Regions from separate parts of the Homo sapiens genome. Here region 2 is linked to region 1. Evidence: read pairs that join two places in POLR2A ChIA-PET (ENCODE). Cell type or tissue: A673. All regions are shown on one strand. Region 1 overlaps ATP12A (ATPase H+/K+ transporting non-gastric alpha2 subunit). Region 2 overlaps LOC105370119 (a long non-coding RNA gene).

The links. ChIA-PET counts read pairs that join two places held together with the same protein. Peaks named below come from ENCODE experiments on the same cell type or tissue, not always from the same donor. Only the 100,000 strongest peaks of a DNase experiment are listed, where the experiment ranks them.
Region 2: POLR2A ChIA-PET joins it to region 1 with 5 read pairs; 1 of 35 experiments calls an interaction of 5 or more read pairs at or near these places.

What each region holds. Positions count from the first base shown.
Region 1 is chr13:24,681,750-24,686,749 of GRCh38, reverse strand. It overlaps ATP12A (ATPase H+/K+ transporting non-gastric alpha2 subunit), which reads right to left. Exons shown (of 23, transcript NM_001676.7): 3 at 1,377-1,436. Among named protein-coding and RNA genes, the nearest start is that of ATP12A, 3.8 kb to the right of the region's middle. RefSeq lists a silencer at 2,605-2,694 and enhancers at 3,110-3,609, 3,610-4,111, 4,211-4,791. In A673, a CTCF peak has its summit at 2,719 (motif pointing left); DNase peaks (open chromatin) are centred at 2,029 and 2,669; H3K27ac peaks cover 1,296 bases.
Region 2 is chr13:25,034,663-25,039,662 of GRCh38, reverse strand. LOC105370119 (a long non-coding RNA gene) reads left to right here. Exons shown (of 3, transcript XR_941760.4): 3 at 1-5,000. Among named protein-coding and RNA genes, the nearest start is that of PABPC3, 59 kb to the left of the region's middle. In A673, a CTCF peak has its summit at 2,235 (motif pointing right); a DNase peak (open chromatin) is centred at 2,252.

The DNA of each region.
Region 1 (5,000 bases):
CTTCTTTTCTTTCGACAGAGTCTCGCTCTGTCGCCCAGGCTGGAGGGCAGTGGCGCGATCTCCGCTCACTGCAAGCTCCGCCTCCCAGGTTCACGCCATTCTCCTGCCTCAGCCTCCCGAGTAGCTGGGACTACAGGCGCCCGCCACCGTGCCCGACTAATTTTTGTATTTTTAGTAGAGACGGGGTTTCACCGTGTTAGCCAGGATGGTCTCGATCTCCTGACCTCGTGATCCGCCCGTCTTGGCCTCCTAAAGTGCTGGGATTACAGGCGTGAGCCACCACGCCCGGCCCTTTTTTTTTTTTTTTTTGAGATGGAGTTTTGCTCTTGTTGCCCAGGCTGGAGTGCAATGGCATGATCTTGGCTCACCGCAACCTCTGCCTCCTGGGTTTCAGAGATTCTCCTGCCTCAGCCTCCTGAGTAGCTGAGATTACAGGCATGTGCCACCACGCCCTGCCAATTGTTTGTATTTTTAGTAGAAACGGGGTTTCACTATGTTGGTCAGGCTGGTCTCAAACTCCCGACCTCAGGTGATCTGCCCACCTCAGTCTCCCAAAGTGCTGGGATTACAGGCCTGAGCCACCACGTCTGGCCCCTGTAATGTCTTTCGACATTATTTCAGATCCTCATTTCACAGTCCTGGGCTGTTGTTCCATTCTTCTAGACCCTTCCATTTCTCACTTTAAAAAAAGAATCTTCTATGAGAACTGCCTTTTGAAAACCAATGAAAGCACCTCCATGTGTGGAAACCATGTCCCTTCTGCCTCTAAGACAGCTCCTACTCATTAGTTTAATGTGAATACTTTGACAGCTTCACCCAGATGACCTTCCTGGCTTCATTCCTGCTGCACCTGTCCCCTCTCCACACATACTAGCTTCCGGCAAGCCCAGATTCTCTCCAAGCAGGCTCTGTGCTTACTGGCCCTGGGGTCCCCCACCAGCTTAAATCCGAAGCATTTTGAGTCCCAGCGCAAACATGGCAGCAGCCCGAGAGCTGGCTCTGGCCCCTTCCATCAGAATCCACCTTTGTCCCAGCATAGCGTTTCTACTTCTTGTAGCCATCCCAGGGGGATAGAGTGAATCTCAGGACACTTCCATACACATTTGCCTCCCCTACCCGGCCACTTTCTCCTTGAGGCCAGGGGTCATCTGTCCCTCTTGGTCCCTCTCACTGCCAGGCCAGTGTGAGCCCCACAGTAGGTTTTTCTGTTGACTTGAACTGTGTCCAGATGCAAATAACTGCAGTCTCAAAGGCGCTGCAGGGGCCCCTCCTCCTAAAGGTGCCGCTACTCTTCCACACAGCCCCCCGCCACACACAGCCTTCCCTCTGTAGAGTTGGGAGGCTTCTCTTCCAAATCCCTGGTTCCCACGACTCACCATAATGATGTCTGTGCCATATTTCTCTTCCAATTCCCTATTGCTGAGTTTGTGGTCATCCTGAAGTCCATGAAAGGAAGAACAGAGTGAATTAGATAATTCCAAAAGACTCAAGCCCCAAGCTTTGACCAGCCATGGAAGCTGGGAGTAGCAGCCCTGAGGATGGGAGGGGATCGAGGAGTGTGGGGGACAGGAGAGAAAGAACCCCTGTGCCAGGCAGCTGCCCAGCGAAGGATGGCACTGCCTCAGGAGTGACTGTCCCTGAGTCGGCACAATCCTGCACTTGCTGTTACTACCCAGAAGCTGCCTGCAGCTTTTCTGAACAAAGCCATGCACCTCGCTTCAATCTGAACTCCAGGGCATACAGGTTCTGGCACCCTCATCTTCCAGGTGCCAGTGAGCTGGAGGCTTCCCTCAGGCCTGAACCCTGGGATTGGCTGGGGCTGATGGCAAAACCACACTAGAACCGCTTCCTGGGCTGGCACAACTCCTCCTCCTTCGCTGTGTGGGCTCTGGCAGGGAAAAGCAGCTTCCCTCACTCAAGCTGTGACGCTCAGGGAGCTCACTGGGCAGAGAAACCCTGCAGGGAAAAGTTCTGCTGAATAAACCCACAGCATTGTGGCTGCCACTTGTGAATTCTGCTACAGAATCATTAGACTACAGCAGGGTTTCTCACCCGTGGCCCTGCTGCCATTCTGGGAGAATAATTCTTTGTTGTGGGCTCCACCCACTAACATCCTCCCCTCAGTTGTGGTAACCAAAAATGTTTCCATTTTTCCCCTGGGAGAGGGGTGGGGGAATCCTCTTCTCCTCTCCCTTTGAGAACCACTGGGCTAAAGGACAAGAAGTCTCTTCCTGTAGCAGAAAACCTAGGGTAAGTCTTCCTCACTCCCCCTAGAAAGTCCAGCACTCAGGATTTTTTAAACCCTGATTGTCTGAAACAAAGATTGATACTGTTGACTGGTGCTCACATCATCTCTTTTCTTAAGTATATGCAAAAAATAGTTCCATGTTGCAGTAAGAGACTAGGCCTTCCAATAAAGCAGAATTCATTATTATCATTATTATCTTGCTTCTAGCCCTCTTCTCAGCCAGATTCTGTTTTGCTCCTTCATCCCTTCTACTAATACTGATTGAGTGTGATATTGCTGGGGATTCAGAAGATTAAGGCTGTGTTCTGCACAGAGCACAGCACAACCCACTAAGTTTTGGGCAGATACAAGTAGTGGATGATCCGAGCCATTGTTTGCATGCATGGGACCTCAGACTTCCTGGGCTGGGGGATGAGAGCATGGGGGAGGGGTGGGACGAGGTGGTGGTGGTTATCTGGGGTGCCCTCTGCTGGCCAGCACTGGACTAGCACAGGGCAGCACCCCACCCACCCCTCGGGTCACTGCCTGGCCCTTTCATTCAAAGGCCGGGATACTTCAGTTGTCATTAGGCACTAATTTGCCAAGAAAGGTTGGGAGGCAAAAGCATTCAATATGCTGCTGAAAATTACAGGACCCTTGTAATGTCAAGGGAAAAACAGATATGTCTTCAATCTTAAATGCTAGAGATAATGGGAAATAATAAGAACGATCTATCGTCTGGTGCTGTGCTGTCTTTTCCCTGTTTTATCTCATTTAATCTTCCTAGTAACCCTTAAGAGGTAGAAAAAAAAATCTTATGTTTTTCAAAATAGGAAACTGAACTTCAGTTACACTGGGATTTGAATTGAGGTCAGTCCAGTTTCAGGGAAGCGTTCTTAAATGTCTCTCATGATAGATACGGACAAATGCCCAGTGGTATACTGTTAAATGTTTAACAAACTCTCCAGGAACGATCAATACAAAGCTCGGATTTGTAGAGTTTGCTGATTTCTCACTAGAACCAAGTTTGAAGCTGCTAACAGGATGTCAGTCAGCCTGCCAAGTTTCTGAATACTTAACAAATGGCTCTCTAGCACAAAAGAGACTCCCCTCAGGAGTCACAGAGCTTTAAGATCTGCCAAGGACGGTGGGGACAATCCAGCCCATCTCAAGCTCCGTGTAGAAGTTTCCCCTTCGGTGTTCCCAAGATAAAATCTGTCACATTTCAGACCCAAGGCAGTTTTATTATTAAAGTGGCCAGTTTGGGCTGGACACAGTGGCTCACGCCTGTAATCCCAGCACTTTGGGAAGCTGAGGCGGGTGGATCATCTGAGGTCAGGAGTTCGAGAGCAGCCTGGCCAACATGGGGAAACCCCGTCTCTACTAAAAACAACAAAAATTAGCTGGGTGTGATGGCGGGCGCCTGTAATCCCAGTGACTCGGGAGGCCGAGGCAAGAGAATCGCTTGAACCCAGGAGGTGGAGGTTGCAGTGAGCCTAGATAGCGCCATTGCACTCCAGCCTGGGCAACAAGAGCGAAACTCTGTCTCAAAAAAAAAAAAAAGGCTAGTTTTAATAACTCCAGAGCTCTTCCTTAATAATAATAATATTGTACTCCCCTAAAGCACGTGAATTACAAAATCCTCATCTCATTTTTTCCCCTCATAGACCCCAGCAAATTATTTATTTCCCATTTTACATAAAGGAAATGGACCTTCAGTGAGGGTCAGTCATTTGTTGCCAGTTTCAGCTCAGTGGAGAAGTGGGACTCTGATGGGGCCCGAGGTCCTCCCAATCCAAGCTCCACATTTTTACCACTGAAACTGCTTTTCCATGAGGTTTCACACCTGCAATCTAGCATGGCCTAGGGGCTTTGGTTTTCCTCCTCAGAAGTTCCAGCTCAAATAGTTTTACTAATCAATTGAAAACTGGCAAGTGGTTACTTAACTCTCACTGAAGCAGCTGCGGGGAGAGAGGTCTGGCCATGCCTGTGGGGCCTGGAATCAGAGGCTCTTCCTTCTGAGTTCTACAGGGACTGCCTCCAACCAGAATGCAGGAATCCTGCAGAGGCCCTGACCTCTGGGTGGATACTATCACACCATTCAAAACACACACACACACATACACACACCACACACCACACACACACCACACACCACACATATACACCACACACTACACACACACCACACGCTACACACACACCACACATACCATGCACATACACACACCACACATACACACCACACACTACACACACACCACACGCTACACACACACCACACATACCATGCACATACACACACCACACACACCACACACATATATACCACACACATACACACACCACACACATACACACACCACACACACACCACACACATATACACACCACACACACACACCACACACACATCACACACACATCACACACACCACACATACACACACCATACACACACACCATACACACACACCACACACATACACACACCACACACTACACACACCATATACACACACCACACACCATACACACACACCACACACCATACACCACACACCACACATACACACACACACCACACACTACACAGACACACCACACATACACACACACCACACATACACCACACACACACACCACACAGACACACCACGCAGACACCACACACCACACACAATCTCAAGGGGATTTCAAATCCCTCAGACTGAATGTCTGTGGTAAGAGGTGGGTTCTAGGGGCAAGCTCTTGCGGGGAAGGGCCATAGCCG
Region 2 (5,000 bases), 350 kb before region 1:
AATGTTCATATTTAGAGGGATAAAAGATAGCTTGAATAATATGAAAATCAACACTTCCCCTGATGGTGGAAATATGTTCTTTGGAGAAAAGTTCAAGCATTTTTAAAGTTAAGTATTATGTTTATTACTGTTAGCTCTGGGACTCTGCCCAAACAAATCATTTTTCCAACCATGTTAATTCCACTGAATTAAACTTTATTTTTTTTCTTCTCTAAAAGACCTGATTTGCCCGTAAGAATTTGGTTATGCAATTATATGTTGACCAATTAGAAGGTAAAGCCCTGGATTCTAAAAGTTTTGTGTTTTATTTGCCCGTTTTTTTTTTTTTGAGACAGATTCTCACTCTGTCACCCAAGCTGGAGTGCAGTGGCACGATCTTGGCTCACTGCAGCCTCTGCCTCCCAGATTCAAGCGATTCTCCTGCCTCAACCTCTTTAGTAGCTGGGACTACAGGCGTGCACCACCACGTATGGCTTTTTTTTTTTTTTTTTTTAGTAGAGATGGGGTTTCAGCATGGTGGCCCGGCTGGTCTCGAACTCCTGACCTCAGGTGATCCTCTCGCCTCAGCCTCCCAAAGTGTTGGGATTACAGGTGTGAGCCACTGTGCCTGGCCTTATTTACCATTTTTAAGTGTACACTTCAGTGGCATTCAGCACATTCACATTGTTTTGCAACCTTCACCACCATCTATCTGCAGAACTCTTTTCATCTTGCAAAACTGGAATTTTGTATCCATTAAACAATAACTCCCCACTCGCCCTCCCAGGCTCCTGGCAACTGCCGTTCTACTTCCTGTCTCTGAATTTGCCTACTCTAGGTACCTCTTATATGTGGATTCTACAGTATTGTCCTTTTGTGTCTGGCTTATTTCACATAACTTATTGTCCTTAAGTTCCATCTATGTTGTGGCATATGTCAGAATTTTGTTCCTTTTTAAGGCTGAGTAATATTCCATAATGTGTATGTATTATATTTTGTTTATTCATTCACCTGTTGATGGAAATTTGGGTTGTTGCCACCGTTTTCATTCTTTTCAATGGCTGCATGGTATTCTGTTCTATGGTGATAACATATGACATAAACCAGTTCTCTGTAGATAGGCTTTCAGTTTTTTCCATGCTTCTGTGAATAACTGTAAACTTAAACCATTTCACACATATACAAGCATGTTTGTCAATCAAATGTATTGATATTGATTTGTTGAAAAGGAATGTTTTGGGCATATTAAATATTGGGATGTTGATGAATTGCCTTCTGTGGAGATTATACCAATTTATGTCTCCTGTAGACGGAACCTGTCTCCCAAGCCTTCACCAACACAGCGTGTGAACAAATTCCTTCATCTTTGCTCATCTCATGATGGAAAATGGTGTCTCAGTGTGGTTTTAGTTTACATTTCTCCTATTTTAAGTGATCTCTGAATGTTTCAGGGCCATTGTATTTCTTTTACTGCAACTATCTGTTCATTTCCTTTGTTCACTTTTCAGTTAGGCTCTTGGTTTTTTCCCCTCCTTCTTCTTTATATTGGCTGTTGTTACAAAATGTGCTTTTATTTGTTTGTGCAGCCTGTGGGAGTCTTTGGGGTTCTGCTGTGAAACAGGAGATTGTCTGAGAATTAGTAAAACCTACTTTTCAAAACCGTTGATCGAGTACTGGCTTGGTGACAGTAGGTTTTATTCAGGGGAGAGTCCAGTGCGGTAGGAGGCCTTACTGAAGTGGTTCATATTCAGAAGGAATAATATCCTTGTGAGAATTTTATAACAATCTGTATTCTCATAATTGTTTTAACGTTAAGATTTACTTATCTTTTAAAAGTTGAATATGTAAACTCCAGATAACAAATAACTTAGTAATAGCATATTGTTAAATTTCATTTTGCTAAGCCCATACAGCTAACTGCATACTGGAAAACTCAAACTCAACATGTCCCACTCTGAATTCGTTCCTTTGACCCACAGAGTAACTTCCCAGTCCCTTAATTTTCTGTCTTGCTTTTCAGGTATCTCTCCACTCTCCTCCGCATCCAGTACATCACCGCCATGGGCTGAATGTTTGTGTCCCGGCAAATTTCTGTGTTGAAATCTAAGCCCCAAGATGATGGTATCAGAGATGAGGGCTTTGGCAGGTGGTTAAGCCGTGAAGACAGAGGCCTGATGAAAGGGGTTGGTGCCTTTAGAAAAGAGGCCTCAGATAGCTGTCCCGTCCCTTCTACCATGTGGGAATGAAGAGAGACAGTATCACCTGTGAACCAGAAGGTGGCGCTCACCAGACATTGAATCTGCTGATGCAGTGTTCTCGGATGTGAACCAGAAAATCTGAGACGGGTCTTAGTTAATTTGGAAAGTTTATTTTGCCAAGGTTGAGGACGTGCTTGTGACACAGCCTCAGGAAATCCTGATGACATGTGCCCAAGGTGGTCAGGGCACAGCTTGGTTTTATACATTTAGGGAGACATGAGGCATCAATTAATATATGTAAGAAACACTGGTTCGGTCTGGAAAGGCGGGAAAACTTGAAGCAAAGGCAGGAAGGCTGGAAGCAGGGAGGGAGCTTCCAGGCCACAGATAGGTGATACACAAATGGTTACATCCTTTTGAATTTCTCATTAGCCTTTCCAAAGGTGGCAAATCAGATATGCATCTATCTCAGTGAGTAGAGGAATGGCTTTGAATAGAATGGGAGGCAGGTTTGCCCTAAGCAGTTCCCGGCTTGAGTTTTCCTTAGTGATTTTGGAGTCCCAAGATATTTTCCTTTCACATGGACTTCCCAGCCTTTAGAACTGTCAGAGATAAATGTCTGTTGTTTATAAGCCACCCAGTTTATGGCATTTTGTTATAGCAGCCCAAACCAAATAAGAAGACCGCCAGCCAGTTCTACCTAAACAGTCCCTCCATGTGTCCACCATCCTGAGTCCCCATTACCACGCCTTGTCCAGACCCCAGCATTTCTGTGACTTGATGCAATATAAGTTTACTGCCTAAATAACAGGTACAGGACTTTGTGTGGACAAATGTGCTCTTTTCTCCTGGGGTAATATCTACGTACAAATGACTGGGTCACGTGGTAGGTATTTTTAACTTTTTAAAAAACTACCAAACTGTTTTCCATAGTCTTTGCACCATTTCACTTTCCCACCAGCAATGAATGAGTGTTCCAGTAACTCTGCATTCTCAACAGCACTTGTTATCATCAGCACTTGTTATCATCACCTTAAAGAGTTTCAGCCATTCTAAAGGTGTGTAGTGGTTTTCTCCCCACCTTTTAATTTTCTTAATAGTGCCCTTCAAAAAACAGAAGTTTTTAATTTTGATGAAATCTAGTTTACCAATTGTTTTCTTTTATGGATTGTGCTTTTTGTTGTTACATGTATGAAATCTTTGCCTAACCCGAGAGTGCAATATTTTTTTTCCATGTGTTCTTACAGAAGTCTTATATATCTATGTTTTACATTTAGGTCTACGATCAATTTCAGTTAATTTTCATATAGGGCCTAAGATATGGATTCAGGTTCATTTTCTGGCACATGAACATCCATCTGTTCCAGCACCATTTGGTGAAAAAATGATACTTTTCCATTGAATTACTTTTGCATTTTTATTGAAAATAAGACAAAATTCCAAATACCATAATCCTGAATGCTAAAATCCCAAAAGATCAAAGATCCTAAAGTATAAATCCCTAAAGTCTAAAATTCTGAAAATCACAATCACAGGATAGGGTTTTTTTTCCTTTTCTTCTATTTTTTTCACTATTTTAAATAGCAAAACAATTCACTATGCTATATATTTCATCGTTGCATCATTTCCAAAACTTGACGTATAGGTTGTGCAGAGACGTTTAGAGAGTCCTAATTTGTTTCATGCATTTTTTTGCAAATGTGACTCCATGAAAGTTCATTATCTCAATGTTGATTTTGTGTATAAACATTGTGTATGTACATGAAAACATTGAAACCTCCTCAGTGATGTCCTTTTTGTACACCTGCATTTGTAAAAGACAACATTTTTTGAGATCTCAGCTCTTTGGGTGACTGCATATGTAGTGGTAATCCATTGTGGTTTTTGATCAATCTTGTCAAAAGACTTCGGTTTTTTATCACAGTATTTCAGATGAGCACATATACAAAGCTGGTTGCACACAATTACCAATCATAGTGATATGTGTTTACACATTTTCCTTTTGACCTACTTCTTTAGGAATACAGTTTATCTGCTCATAAATGCTATATCTGTGCCAGGTATAGTCGTATACCTGAGTATTTATTCTTGCAAAAACATGTACGCTAGTATTGCTTCTTTTATTGTGTAAAGCGGCCTATGAAGTGTTCTGTTGTGTTTTTATATGTTTCTCAAATAAATCCCCCCCTCCCTTTTTTTTTGAGATGCAGTCTCATGTTGTTGCCAAGGCTGGAATGTAGTGGTGTGATTTGGGCTCACTGCAAACTCCGCCTCCCGGATTCAAGCGATTATCCTGCCTCAGCCTCCCGAATAGCTGGGATTACAGGCATGCACCACCAGGCCGGGCTAATTTTTGTATTTTTAGTAAAGATGGAGTTTCACCATGTTGGCCAGGCTGGTCTTGAACTCCTGACCTCAGGTGATCCACCTGCCTCAGCCTCCCAAAGTGCTGGGATTACAGGAGTGAGCCACTGTGCCCACACCCACTCCCCTTAAAATGTAAGTAAATATCTTCAGGAATTTTTAAAATTATTTTTTCCAGAATTATATTTTCAGGATTTTGGATTTTAGGGATTTTTGATCTTTCAGAATTTTAAGAGCTGGGATTGTGTCTTTCAAGACTGCTTCTTCAGGGACTATGACGGGCTTCCCTCTAGACAGCATGGGCTAGGAAGCATGTTCTGGAATGTGACATTTAAGCTGAGAACTGAATTGTACAAAAAACCTAGCCACGCCAATTACCCTAAGTGAATTAATGCAAAAATAGAAATCCAAATACCACATGTTTTCACTTATAAGTGGGAGGCAAGCATTGGGTGCACA